Linked DNA regions of Homo sapiens: region 1 is linked to region 2. A link is a contact called in ENCODE Hi-C or POLR2A ChIA-PET data. All regions are on one chromosome and are shown on one strand. Each heading gives the region's core, a stretch centred on a gene start or an enhancer-like site at or near the end of the contact. The rest is flanking DNA. Distances are from core to core; before and after follow the strand shown. Region 1 holds the start of RASSF10-DT (RASSF10 divergent transcript). Region 2 holds the start of PARVA (parvin alpha).

Region 1 (6,815 bases), core at 2,791-5,290, 630 kb before region 2:
CAGCCCATTGTCAGCATAAACCATTCAGACAAGTAGCATTTTGTCACACTCTAATGAGGATTTTACCTCTGCCTCAAAATGAAAGCTATCATTAGGTTTCGTGTTTATGGGATCAAATGATTGTCTGGGGATGGTGGGTTTTTTTCAGTCCCTTCCTCATTTTTATCATGTTCAAGACCAAATGCATAGACATTTCCTGCATCAGATGAAACTAAAAAACCATAGTTATGCCAGCTAATGTCTTTTGAAAACATCAATTAAGAAAATGGCCTTTAAATTCCCATTTTTACTTGAAAATCTGCAAACAGGCACACATGTTGTAATACCAGGGCAGTGGTGGTGGTAGTGCGGGGCGGGTGGGGGGTGCTGTCTCTAAAAAGGAGACAGCACAAACAGTGGTTTGAGGAGGTCATAAGGGCAGGCTCCCATTGGCAACAAGCAGATAGAGAATCTCTGCAAGGGAAGGAACTTCTGTATAAAGCAAGACCTCTTAAGTTATCTTCACATGTAGTGTTGAAACTGGAGCCAGCCCCTCAAGAGTAGGTTGATAAGAGGCTTCTGCACCATGCTGGTACCACACACATGCCCCATTGTTAATAACCTTCTCAGGACAGATTAGATCCCACATTCCTCAGAAGTACTGAGCTGCAGAGGGAAATCGGCCAGCAGGCTCCTTCCGCGGGGCCAACAACTAGCTACAACTGATAAGTTTTAATTGAAACAACTGGAACAATTACATGGAGTCCCCACCAGCTCTGTCGCCAGCTACTGAGATGGTGTTGCACTTGCATCTCCTGGCATGTGCATAGGCGTGTGCCAGACAAGAGTAATTCAAGTTCTTAACTCACTTTTTATCTTTTTTTCCATGACTACGTGCCATCGTTAATCACATTGTTCACCCAAGGAGTACTATGAGATTGTTTTATTTTTTTCTTTTCTGTCCTTATCTAGGAAACCCTGATATTTACACTATCTCAATTTAAGTTTGAACAAGTAACTGATTAATCTCTGACAAAACATACTGAAGTTAGACGAGTTTGGGTAAAATCCGTTAAGGTCATGGTTGGTTTTAATCACATAGCTCAATTTAAAAGCTGAACACTAAAACATCTTTGCTTTCAAAGAGTGCTTGTTAGACAGCAAGTTTTGTTTTGCGTAACTTGAATTCTGCTACTTCCTTTTATTTTTTTCTGAAATAACAGTGATTGAGTCAATGAAGTGGCAATACGAATTAAAGGGCAACTCACCTGCCTTTGAAGGGACAGATCCCAAAGGGCCCAGATTAAATTTTAACCACGATTATGTTTGCCAGGATTTTATATCTCAAATGATTATGTTTGGCTTTTGTAATAATAAAAGGTTATTTTGGGAAAAGAATTCCCTTTTAACATCTATTGTGTTTACTAGGAGGAAATACAGGGTTAGACTTCGATACAGTTTAGCCTTTGAAAGAAAATAAAAGACAAATGATTTAGCAGATGGGTAATTCCCAAATCTGCAGAAATGTAAACAGCCAGGATTTTGGTGCCTATGGGTTTTATCAAAGAGGTAAGAAAGGCAGAGACCGACACCAGTGCGTCCTCTTTGGCTAGTTTTAACACGTTTACAGTCACAATTAACATTCAAGGAATTTCCTTTTCATCCAAGTGTTTCTTTTAAAGCACTTCATACCACAAACTAAAGTTCTAGCTGCCATCAGTCCTTCCCATACAGAAGAGTAGCGAAATCTCCATTATACTTCCTTACTTTGAAAATGGGCTCGGACCACGTCAATTTCCTTGGGTTGTTTGTTTTCCAGTATAGGGGGTTCTTGCCTCCTCCCTCCTTCCCTCTCTTTAATGAGCTTGTATTGAGGATCCTACTTCTTCTACCCTCACCCTGCTCTGCACTCACCCCGGAGCCAGATGAGCGCGAGGCTGCGCAGAGCGCTGCTGCCCAGCCGGAGCTCTGGGCTCGCAACAGCCTGGTTTCAAGTCCGCGAGCCGGCTGGCCCACTGCATTCTGCAAGAAAAAAGAATCCCCCTGTTCCCGCCCCCCGCCCCCCGCCCCCCACCCCTACACAAGGGATTCGCACATGGGCAAGGAGTCCGAGTCTTGGCTATGCATAGAGCTCAGTCCCGTATCCGAGTCTTCGTCGTTGCCAGGACCGCTCTTGGCCAGTCCACGGGCCTGGTCCACCCACATGTCGGCGCAGGCTTGAGGCCCAGGTTCCCGCGAGGGACTGCCAGAGCCAGGAGCCCCATCCGGTGCCACCGTCAGCTCCAAAGTGTGCAAAGTTTGCAGAAGGCCCTGTAGCTCGCGCTTCTTGCTGTCCCATTGCTGCTGGCTGTAATCCAAGTCCGACTTGACGGCCTCTAGGTCCGTGTTGAGCCGCAGCCCAATGTAAAGGCTGGTACTGAGCTGCGTCCTGACCCGTTCCTGCTCCAGCAGCAGCTCGCCGTCGGGGCCACCGTCGGGCTCCAGGGGCTCCTCCCGCGCCGCCAGCTCCTCCTGGCGCCGTCGCATCCACCTCTGGTTGAGTTCCTCCTGAATCTCGGCTGAAAGGCGCTCCAGCAACTCCTCCTGCTGAACCCGTTGCTCCTGAAGCCGCAGCAAGTCGTCGCAGCGCCGGGCCAGCTCCTCCAGCGCCGCCGCCTGCGCCTCGCCGGCTAGAGGGGGCGCCGCCGCCGCCTCCTCCGCCTCCGCCGCCACCTCTTCTGGCTCCTCTCCCGGTCTGGACCCGTCGAGCTCGATGCCTGCCCCAACCAAGTAAGTGTCCTGCACGTAGTTGACCCCGTGACGCCGCATGCGGTCCAGGTGCACCTTGGCCTCGTAGTGATCGATCTCGCGGTCCAGCTCGTGGAGCCGCTGCACCTGCTGGCGAATTGTGTGGTCCTGGGAAAGCACCAGATGCACCAGCGTCTCCATGCGCTCCACCGACGCGCTCTCGTGGGTCCGCGGCGACGAAGAGCAGGACGAGGCAGTGGACGACGAAGTGGACGAACAGGACGACGGTGTCTGCTGCTGGCGCCGCCGGTTGAGCTTGGCCAGTTTGCGAAAGGCCTTGCGCACCACTCGCCGCTGTTTCTCCTGGGTCATGGCCAGGCTGGGCCGCGCCGGGGCCCCGCGGGCCGGACAGGGGCGCTCTCGGCTCAGCACTACGCGCGCCTCGGCGCTGCGGGGGCCGGCGTTAGGCAGCGATGCCTCGCTGCGCACTAGCACGAAGCGCACATTCTCTTGCTCTTCGCCCCAGGCAGCCCAGAGGCGCAAGATGCGCGTCTTGTTGGGGAGGATGCGCTCAAAGCCGCGCCACTTCTCCACGATGCAATAGCACTGCGGGGGCCCGCACAGCATGCCCTGCGGCAGCGCCTCGTCGTCGTCCTCGTCGTCCTCGTTCGGGGGTTCGGGCAGCTCTCCCGGGCCATGCGGGTCGCCGGCCGACCCCAGCCGCCGGCTCCGCCGCTGTCTCCGTCGCCGCCGGCAGCCGTCCTCCAAAAGCACTCGCACAACGTCGGAGCAAGTGGTGCGGCGGGAGAGGCCGGACACCAGCTTCTCTTCCTGGCAGATCCACACCGATATCTTCTTTTCCGAAGGATCCATGGCGCAACCAGGGCGCAGGTGGCAGGTCCGGCCGGGGTCTGCTGGGGCGGCGAGGACAGCAAGGGCAGCCCAGTAGCTCTGGGATGGGAGAGGAGCCCGTGCCCCCCTCCGGCGGCTGCACTAGCCCTGTTCCCCCGCTGCGCACCGAAGGCAGGCTGGAAAGCGACTGCGGCTGTGGTCGCGGTTGCGGCTGCGCTCTGCCCGGACGACGGGCGCTCCCGGGGCAACGCGCCCAGGACCGGCTCCCGCCGCTCTGGCTCTGCCCAAGGTGCCCGGGACCTCCGGGTTTTGCTCCTCCCCACGTGGCTCCACCCCTTCCCGCCCCCAAGGCCCAGAGCTGTGGCTGGAAGTGCAGGAGGCTCAGGGCCCAGGCCCGCCCCTCGCAGCCTTGCCGCGCCCCGTGCGCCCTGTCCGCCCCTCGCTCGCATTGCAGGCATCCTGAGTCTCGGCCCTTTTCGCCAAATCGCTGCTCTGCCGCGCGCCTACGCAAGGAAAGATTCAAGGGTCCCTCCACTTCAGGGAGTGGAGCCCGCGCCTCGGCACGGATCAGCTGTGCGTCTCCTTTGGCCTACTGGCTCCTCTGCTTGTGTCTATAGCTAGCTGGACGCATCGTGACTTTATCTTCTCATCTTTCCTGGCGCCCCCAGACGCATTTCCTGGTCCCTCGAGGCAGCGGCGTCTGGGGAGTGCACTTTGCACAGACAGGGAAACCGAGGCACTCAGCGGTCTCCAATGGAGACGCTGTAATCGCATTCCACGACCAGCTAGCGCTATAAGCGCTGCCTCTAAAGCGGAAGGCCTCCCAGTCCTTCTCGACAGGAAGCAATATTTGCATATCTAAGGAGAACAAGATTCGGCAATGTGCTCCGGGAGCAAGTGCAGGCATGGAACGGTATGGGCTGGAGGGGGACAGACCTTCAGAGGCGGCTGCCCGTTCCCTGTAGTGTCACGTAAGTGGGTCTCCACGTCACCTTCACCTCAGCTTCCCACAGCCTTTTTGGGAGAGGGGCTCCTCATTCTAGTGGGAGTTCAGGGCCCAGACCCAAGTCACAAGCTATTTTTATGCTTTCCACCTCCATAAGGGGAAACTGTGAAGGCTTCTGGCATTTTCTAATATTCAGATGTGGTCCAGAAGAGATAACAGCCAAGCTTTACAGTGCAAGAAACCCAAGGCCACAATGCAAATGAACTTGTTTCATCCTTAACTGCTGATGAGGATGGTCCACTGAGTGCAAGGTTTGCCCTGAACTTGTCCTTGTGAGCACAGGTGTAATAATAAGCTCACTCCCTTTCTTCAAGACCTTAGATGGCTCCCCATTGCCTCTTGGCTAAAGCACTTTTGTTCATTCAATGATTCACTCAGCAAATATTTATTGAGTACCTCTCTGCTCCAGGTCCTACGCTAGGGATTTGACAATGAACTAATCGCCAGTTCTGGCTTGCAAAGAGTTCACAGTCTAGTGGGAGGGCACAGCCAAGTAAACATTCCCAACACAATGTCCTGTGTCCTCTGATAAGGGAGAGCATGAGGTTCTGGGGGACCCTGGAGTGGCATCCAACCCATCTTGGAGGGGCAAGGAAGGCTTTCCCTAGAAGAGGTGTGTTAGACAAGACCCAAAGGACCATTAGAGTCTGCCAAAAGGAAAGCAGATGGAGGGGAGGGACAAGCAGCATTCTAGAAGGGATTGTAGTGCAGTCAGGAATCAAGAGCATGTTAGTTATGGGGGCTGTCAGGAATTTGAGAGGAGTGCCTAAAACTGAAGTTGGATAATTGAACAGGAATGGGATCAGGAAGGGCCTTTAATTCCATGCTTATGTATTTGGATTTATCTTAAAGACAATGAGAACCCATAGAGTGCAAATCTGGAGTCAGAACAGCCAAGTAAAAATTTCAGCACCACGTACTAGCTCTATAACCTTAGGAAAAGTATTAATCTCTCTGAGCTTCAGTTTCCTGGTCTGTGAAATGGTGATAATAAAAATACCTCCCTAATGGAACTGGTGTAGCGATTAACTGCCTGGGCCTGGTAAATCCCCAGTAGTTTTATTGGGGGGTTGGAAAGGTCGGAGGTATATTAGTTTTCTATTGTTATGTAACAAATTATCACAAACTTAGTGACTTAAAACAACACCCATCTATTACTTCACTGTTCTGTAGATCACAAGTCCAACTTGGCATGGCTGCTGCATACTTTGCTCAGGATGTCCGAGGCAAAAGGCAAGGTATAGGCTGGTTCAAGTTCCTGTCTGAAGGCTCTGGGGGAATACCCAATTCCAAATCCATTCAGGTTGTTTGCATGATCTGGTTCCTCTCAGTTGTAGGTCTGAGGTCCCCATTCTTTTGTTGGCTGTCCTCCAGGGTCACTCTCAGCTCCTACAGAACTCTCTCAGATCCTTTCTGTAGGATATCCACCCCCCTCCCTGCAACTTTAAAGTCAGCAACCACATGTCAAATCCATCCAGTCCTCCTTTGCTTCTAATCAATCTACCATCCTCTTCTGCCACTAGCTAGAGAAAACTCTGCTTTTAAAGTGCTTGATTAGTCAAACCTACCTGGATAATTTCTCTGTCTTAAGGTTGACTGATTAGTAACCTTAACTATATCTGAAAAACCCCTTTTGCTGTGTACTGTAATATAATCACCAAAGTAGCCCCCAGGAAGATGGAGATTATGGGGCTGTCTTAGAATTCTGCCTACCATAGGGCATAACATGAACAGATTTTGATTTTTTAAAGATCCCTCTGTTTGCATTGAGGACAATGGGTGGGGGTGGGGGATGACAGGCAAGAAAGCCTTTTAGAAGACTATCTCGTTCATTCAAGGAAGAGATGATGACCTATACTGAGAATAGTGGCGGTGAGAAGACTGGACACAATTGAGAGCTATCAAGGAGGCAGGAGAGGCAGGACTTGGTGATAGATTGACGAGAGATTTCCTTCTCCCTAGAATGGTGTCAAAGGTCTCTTGCAATCTGGACCAGCCCACTTCTCCAGCTTCTCACTTACATGTGGGCTATCCCTTCTTCCTTTCCTCTCACACAGGATTGCTAGAGCTTTGTAGTCAGCTGCCATCCCTGCTGGATTCTAAGCTCCACAAGGGTAGGGATCATGTCTGTTTTGCTCACTTTTGAATCCTTTACATTTAGTGCAATCCCTGACACATTCTAGGTTTACTCAGTATCTGTTGAATAAATTAATGAATCCATGAAGGAATCCTACATTTTAGCAATCCAATA
Region 2 (6,150 bases), core at 2,787-5,286:
GTTAAGTTTGTGGGGAGTTAAAAACTATACACAGATTTTTGACTGTACAGGGGGTCAATGTCCATAACCCCCACATAGTTCAAGGGTCAACTATATTCTAACAAGTATTATATCTTTCCATTTGTTGTGTCCTACAGTGGGACATAGCAGGTACCAAATGAATGAATGGGAGTCCTTGGGCCTCGGAGAATGCTACACCAAAGCACTGAGATAATCTGTGGACAGACTGATGGCAGTGATCTTGAGGAATGAAGAATGAGAGGTTCAAGAACACCAAAGAGAAAGTTGAAGAAGGCAGATTCTACAGAGCACAAAGCTGTGAGCTTATCCAGGATGCAGAGCAAGATCCGGCCTTATTATTACTGAAGTGATGGTTAATGGGGCCCCACACCTACTAACCATCACTTCAGCACTGATCATTGAGATCCAGCACATACTCACTAAGGACAGTCATTTCAAACCAACCCACTGCCTTCTTTGCCTGGGCTTGCAGAAATACCATATGCCGCAGCAAGCAGCTGGAGCTGGGTGGTGGCTGGCCCTTCAGAAGACGTTCTGTGTTCTTCCATTCATCCATTTACAGCCCCTGGATTAGTTGACAGACTGAATGAAGGAATCAGGACTTTACAGTGAAATATAACAGGGATGAAAATAAGATCTTACACTTGGTTTCAAAAACCCAACTGAGTAAATCCAAGATAGGGAAGGCTGTGATTTAGGAGCAACAAATATAAAAATGTCTTTGAGTAAGCTGATAGCAAGCTCAATGAGAGATCACAGTGCGACGTGGCTGGCAGAATAGTTAGAGGCAACCTTAGCTGCATTAAAAGAACATTGTGTCTGTGCTAGAATAAGGGAGATGACAGTCCTAATCTGGGGTGGCTGGCTTGCACTACAACTGTACTATGGTGACTTCTGGAGAGCTCACTTCGAGCGGGTCTGGTAACAGGTTGATCTGCTAGGTATTCTCCATTTCCACCGTCCCCACTGTGATCTATTCTCTGCACTGCTCTGTGCCCTATGGACGCTGCCCCTATCTATTGCAGATCCCTTGCTCTGATGGCTTCCCACTGGGTTCAGCACCAGTAGGTGATGCACGGGCAAGAAGACAGAGAACATGCAGAATGTGCATTTATTGTGCCACTCTCTCCTTGCTCTGTCTGCATATTTCGGACAGTAGCTGCATCCCTCTATGACTATAGTTCCAGTCCAGCAGCCCCTCGTCCATAACCCCAGCTTGTAATAGGTTCCAATTTGCTTCCCTTGTCCCTCAGGCCTCGGAGTGATTAAGAGCTTCCTCCTGTTGCTAGCCCCTAGGGACCTCAGCATCCCTTCTTAGTTCCCTTAACCCTGCCCACAGCTCTGTCAATAGCCCTTTCACTAAATTATTTTCAAAATCTCAACTAAATTGGCCTTCTTTTTCCTGCAGGGACCCTGTCTGAAACTAAAGAGACAGGATGCAAAAGTCCTTAAAATTATGTCTGTGAGGAATAGAGGATGTTGGGCCTGGTGGAGAGAAGACTCTAGAAAGCAGGATAGCCTACTTCAGCAAGGTAGTAATAAAAGGCCACCCCAGACTCATTCTCTGGCTCTACCAACAGTGATAGGTACAGAGAGATAAATTTCTACAGAGTAGGTAAAGATGGTTATCCTGGTAGGTCATGAGCTTCAATATTTCTCAGTTGCCCCATCTTAAACTGGATGAGACTATGTCAGGAATGCTGCAAGGAAGAAGTTAGAAACATGGTCTAGAAAAGAGCTTCCCAAGCCAGGGTTTCATGATTTGCCACCAACTGTACACTACTCGATGGGTTACCAAAATAACCAATGTGGGGAAACTTTTGTATGTTTTTGCTGCTTCTCGTTTCAATCTAGGGAATAGAAGTCTAGTTCTTCATCAAGTCTGATAATCCTCAGCGCTGAAGATGTTTTTATACTTTAAGATGACTTACAAACATGAAAATTTCACACAGCATCACAGCTTTCAAAAGGTTATTTCTAATTCATGGAGCAATCTATTAAAAACATTTTTTAGGGGGGAAGAGAAGTTGATTAATGGTTACAAATATACCATTTGATATAAGAAGACCTAGTGTTAGATTGGTAAACTAACTATATTTTACAATAACCTCTTGTATATTTCAAAATATCTAGAATTCCAGTGGTCTAGCATAGAGAAAAGACAAATCTTTAACGTGATGGATATCCCAAGTACAGTGATTTTGTCCGAGGCATGTGAACCAGAGCAACTCCATCTTGAATGGGGCCAGGTAAAACAAGGCTGAGTGAGACCTACTGGGCTGCATTCCCAGAAGGTTAAGGCATTCTAACTTACAGGATGAGATAGGATGTGGGCACAAGATACAGGTCATAAAGACCTTGCTGATAAAACAGGTCGCAGTAAAGAAGTCGGCTAAAACCCACCAAAACCAAAATGGCGACAAGAGTGACCTCTGGTCGTCCTCACTGATACACTCCCAGCAGCGCCAGGACAGTTTACACATGCCACGGCAACGTCCGGAAGTTACCCTATATGGTCTAAAAAGAGGAGACATGAATAATCCACCCCTTGTTTAGCATACCATCAAGAAATAACCATAAAAATGGGCAACCAGCAGCCCCAGGCTGCTCTGTCTATGGAGTGGCCATTCTTTTATTCCTCTACTTTCTTAATAAACTTGCTTTCACTTTACTGTGTGGACTCACCCTGAATTCTTTCTTGCGTGAGATCCAAGAACCCTCTCTTGGGGTCTGGACTGGGACCCCTTTCCTGTGCAATTTGATCTTTACAAATTATATGAATGTATTACATTATCACATGTGCCCCAGAACTATGTACATCATGCATCAACTAAAAAATGTTTAAAACAAAAATGTTTAACTCAGCAACTTCTATCTACACACCAGTCACCACAGTGCTTCTTGAGAACTGCCACCTCGTTTTCAAACCAAAAACCAGGACGCAAAATCTGTGCATGGGAAAAAAAAATATTTTACATGCAAACTACCCTGAAAAAAAAAAAAAAAAAAAAGAATAAGGTCGCCTCAATTCACTCTGGTGGGGAAAAAACAAAGGTTTTTACGAAAGCCCTGAATGCCTGAGTTCACAGCAGGCCCATGACGAAGTTTGTGTCTCACGCAGGTTTTCTCCTTTGGTGGGAGTTTATTGTGTATTACACCGAGGGCACGCTAGGTTTGCCAGTTTTTCGCTCATTCATTCAACAAACACTCGATGTCCACCTACTCCATTAACAGAGCCCTTCTCAGCCCTCGGGATGGACAAAAGATCCCGAAGAGGCCAAAGCCACGACGCCGCTGCCAGAGGACGTCAGCAGGTCCAGGAAACGACCTGATTTTAAGGACCAATGAAGGCAACGAGTAAGAGCGACGGCGCCCAGGAAAGCTGCAGCGGAAACTTGGGAAATGCCAGCCTTCGGGCGCAGAGGGCGGGGCAGGGCCTACTGGATCGCACTGTCTGCGGGCTGGGGCCCCGCCTGGGCTCCGGTCCCGCCGCCTCCGGCCGCCAAGCGGCGCCCGCCCACGGCCCGGCGGGGGCGTTGGCCTGGTCCCCGGCCCAGGAGGGCAGCGCCCGGGCGACCGCGAGCGGGCGGGGTGGCCTCGATGGCCCGCGAGCCCCGGGCTCAGTGTGGGGTGCGCGTCGCTCCTGCCCGACGTACCCGGGAAGCGCGCGCACGCATCGCCGCGCGCCCCACCGCGCCGGGCACCCGCGGCGCGCTCCCGCCCGGTCCCAGTGCCCCGGCCCCTCGGCCCCTACGGCACCCCCGGCTCCTACCGCCCGCCCGGCCGGCCTGGCCGCACTCACCCTCCTTGGCTTTCTTCCTCCGGGCCAGGGTCCCTCCGAGTTTCCCCAAGAAGGAATCATCTTTCTTGCGGGACGGGGGCGACTTGGGAGTGGGAGACTTGGGGACAGAAGGCGACTTCTGCGGGGAGGTGGCCATGGCGCGGCGCAGGCTGCCGCGGGCCGGTCGGGACGCGGAGCTGGCGCTGGGCGGACGCAGCGGGCGGCGGCGGGACTGAGGCTGCGGCTTTCCAAACGGAAGCGGAATTATTCCAAGCATTTGAGGCAGCTCACGCTCGCCTTTCCCTTCCCTCGCTCCCTCCCTCGCTCCCTCCCTCGCGCCGCCCTCTGCCCTGGAAGGAGCTGCGCTCCCGGGGCCGCGCCTTGCGCCCCTGGGTTGCCCCAAGCAGGGAGGATGCCCCAAAACTGCCCCTTGCAGGACAGGAGGACGTGTGTGCCCAGGTTGGGAGCGGTCGAGCCGGAAAGCTTCATTTACCCAGGCTCTGTCCCCACCACACAGCCTGGCGCAAAACACATCTGAGAACCAACCCAACCCTGCTACTCTCCCGGGGTCTTCCAGCCGGCGGCTGGTGAGCTCGCTCTGCCCCAGCACTACTGCCTGTGGGGTTATCAGGCCCACGTCTTGCGCCCACAAGACTGCAGCTCCTGGAAGAAATTATTGCAGTGAACCAAAATGTGTCCAGGCCCCACCAAAGTGGGCAGAACCAATCACTCCTGAACCTATCCATGACCGTCAACCTCCTCGTCTCTACTCCCATCCAAGACTGAGAAGCTTGGAGTGCACAAGGGTAAAGCCGAGGCTTCTTATTCTTGTAAGACATCCGTGTTTCCAGCAGCTTATACAAAGGAAGATCCCACGTGGTGGTGGAAACATGAATGGGAAAAGCACAACCATGAGCTCCTACAGGACTTCCCGCAAAATTTATCCTGCCTAAATAAAAGCAAGAGAGTGACAACCAGACTCATTTGAGATAACAGGGGAGTCATACAAAGCACAGTGTTTGAAGGACTCATACTGGAAATGATTAAAAGGCACGTGTTATTGAGCTTACCCATCTCAAGTTCTCACTCTGGCTCTTTGTCCTTCTGTCTGTCTCTCACACACAGACTCACAGCACCTTGGCAACTGTGTTTCCTCCTTGTGGCCCCTTCTAGGCCACAGCTGATTGAACCTGGGTGAACACCTAATCCAAAGGGCGCTACTGCTTTACTGAAGAGCAGACGATCAGCTGGCCCCAGTTAAGACTGCACTAAGCTGGAGAGACTGTTGTCAGAAGTTGTGCTCGTGACTGATGATCATTCGCAATCAAAACTAGGGTGGCTGTTTCTAGCCACGTGCATGCTGAGGAGTAGGGAAACCAAAGAATGGAGCAAAGAAGTGTGCTCAAGAAGCCACGTGGTCTGAGTAATGGAAACCGTGGGGAGTAGCTGCTTGGACCTTGAATCTTTTCCCAGACCCCACTTGCACTTCCTGCCAGGGCCAGCTGTGCTTCTTCCCAGGAGATGTTACTCAGCCTTTTATTAACCCATCCACAGTTCCTTAAACTAAATAAAGTGACAAGCAACAGTTTCTGAGTAGAACTAAAATTTAACAAAAAGATAGTCAACAGATTCTCAACACCGTATAGGTTCATTTTATCTTAAGAGTCTTAATTTTACCTTTTTTAAAAAAAAAAAAAATCTGCTTTAGTTGGTGCCTCTTACTTAACAGCAGAAAAGTCATGATGTCTGCTAGCCTGGGAAGATTACTACAACTCCTCCTAGACAATAAATCTTAAAGGGATGGTGAGAAGCCAAAATATAAGTGTGTTTTGATTACATCATTAATCATTTTTGTTCAGGATATCAGATATAGGACATCTCCAAAAGCGTATCTCCAGCCCCGAGAGCTCTTGTCAGGGAATTAAGAGACACGTAGCTCAATAGCGGTGTGATCTTGGAAAGGTTTACTCCCTTTTCTGAGTCTCCATTTCCTCATCTACAAAATGAAATGGTTGGCACAGAACAGTGGTTTTCAAACTCGATCGTGCATCACAGTCGCTTAGAAGTTTGTTGCATTCACAGGCCCCATCTCCAGAAATTCTGATTCAGTCGATCTCAGGTGAAACCAAGGGATAGGTGTTTTTTAAACAGACTACATCAGGTGATTTCGATGTATTAATAGCTGATTCACACCCTGATGTCTTGCCATTTAGGGCTACTTTCAGCTCTTAACAGTCTGTGGTTCTTTATTCTTTCAAAAATTGCTAATATCTGTATGCAAGGCTTAGTCCTAAATGTGCCATAATCAAAATTACCCATGGAGATTCCTTCAGTTGCCCATGCATGCT

Evidence for each region. Hi-C counts contacts between places; a loop is a spot of excess contacts on that map. ChIA-PET counts read pairs that join two places held with the same protein, here RNA polymerase II (POLR2A).
Region 1: a loop to region 2 is called in a map of mammary epithelial cell, with 1.9 times the contacts of the local background. The contact joins the promoter of RASSF10-DT here to the promoter of PARVA in region 2. A Hi-C loop is called at or near these places in 1 of 168 maps with a recorded cell type or tissue (mammary epithelial cell). POLR2A ChIA-PET finds 5 or more read pairs at or near these places in 1 of 52 experiments (WTC11).

The regions. Positions count from the first base shown.
Region 1 is chr11:13,006,341-13,013,155 of GRCh38, reverse strand. It overlaps RASSF10-DT (RASSF10 divergent transcript), which reads left to right and starts at 4,040. Exons shown (of 4, transcript NR_187419.1): 1 at 4,040-4,529. RASSF10 (Ras association domain family member 10) reads right to left here and starts at 3,840. Exons shown (of 1, transcript NM_001080521.3): 1 at 1,037-3,840. The coding sequence starts at 3,579. The coding sequence ends at 2,056.
Region 2 is chr11:12,375,457-12,381,606 of GRCh38, reverse strand. It overlaps PARVA (parvin alpha), which reads right to left and starts at 4,036. Exons shown (of 13, transcript NM_018222.5): 1 at 3,824-4,036. The coding sequence starts at 3,959.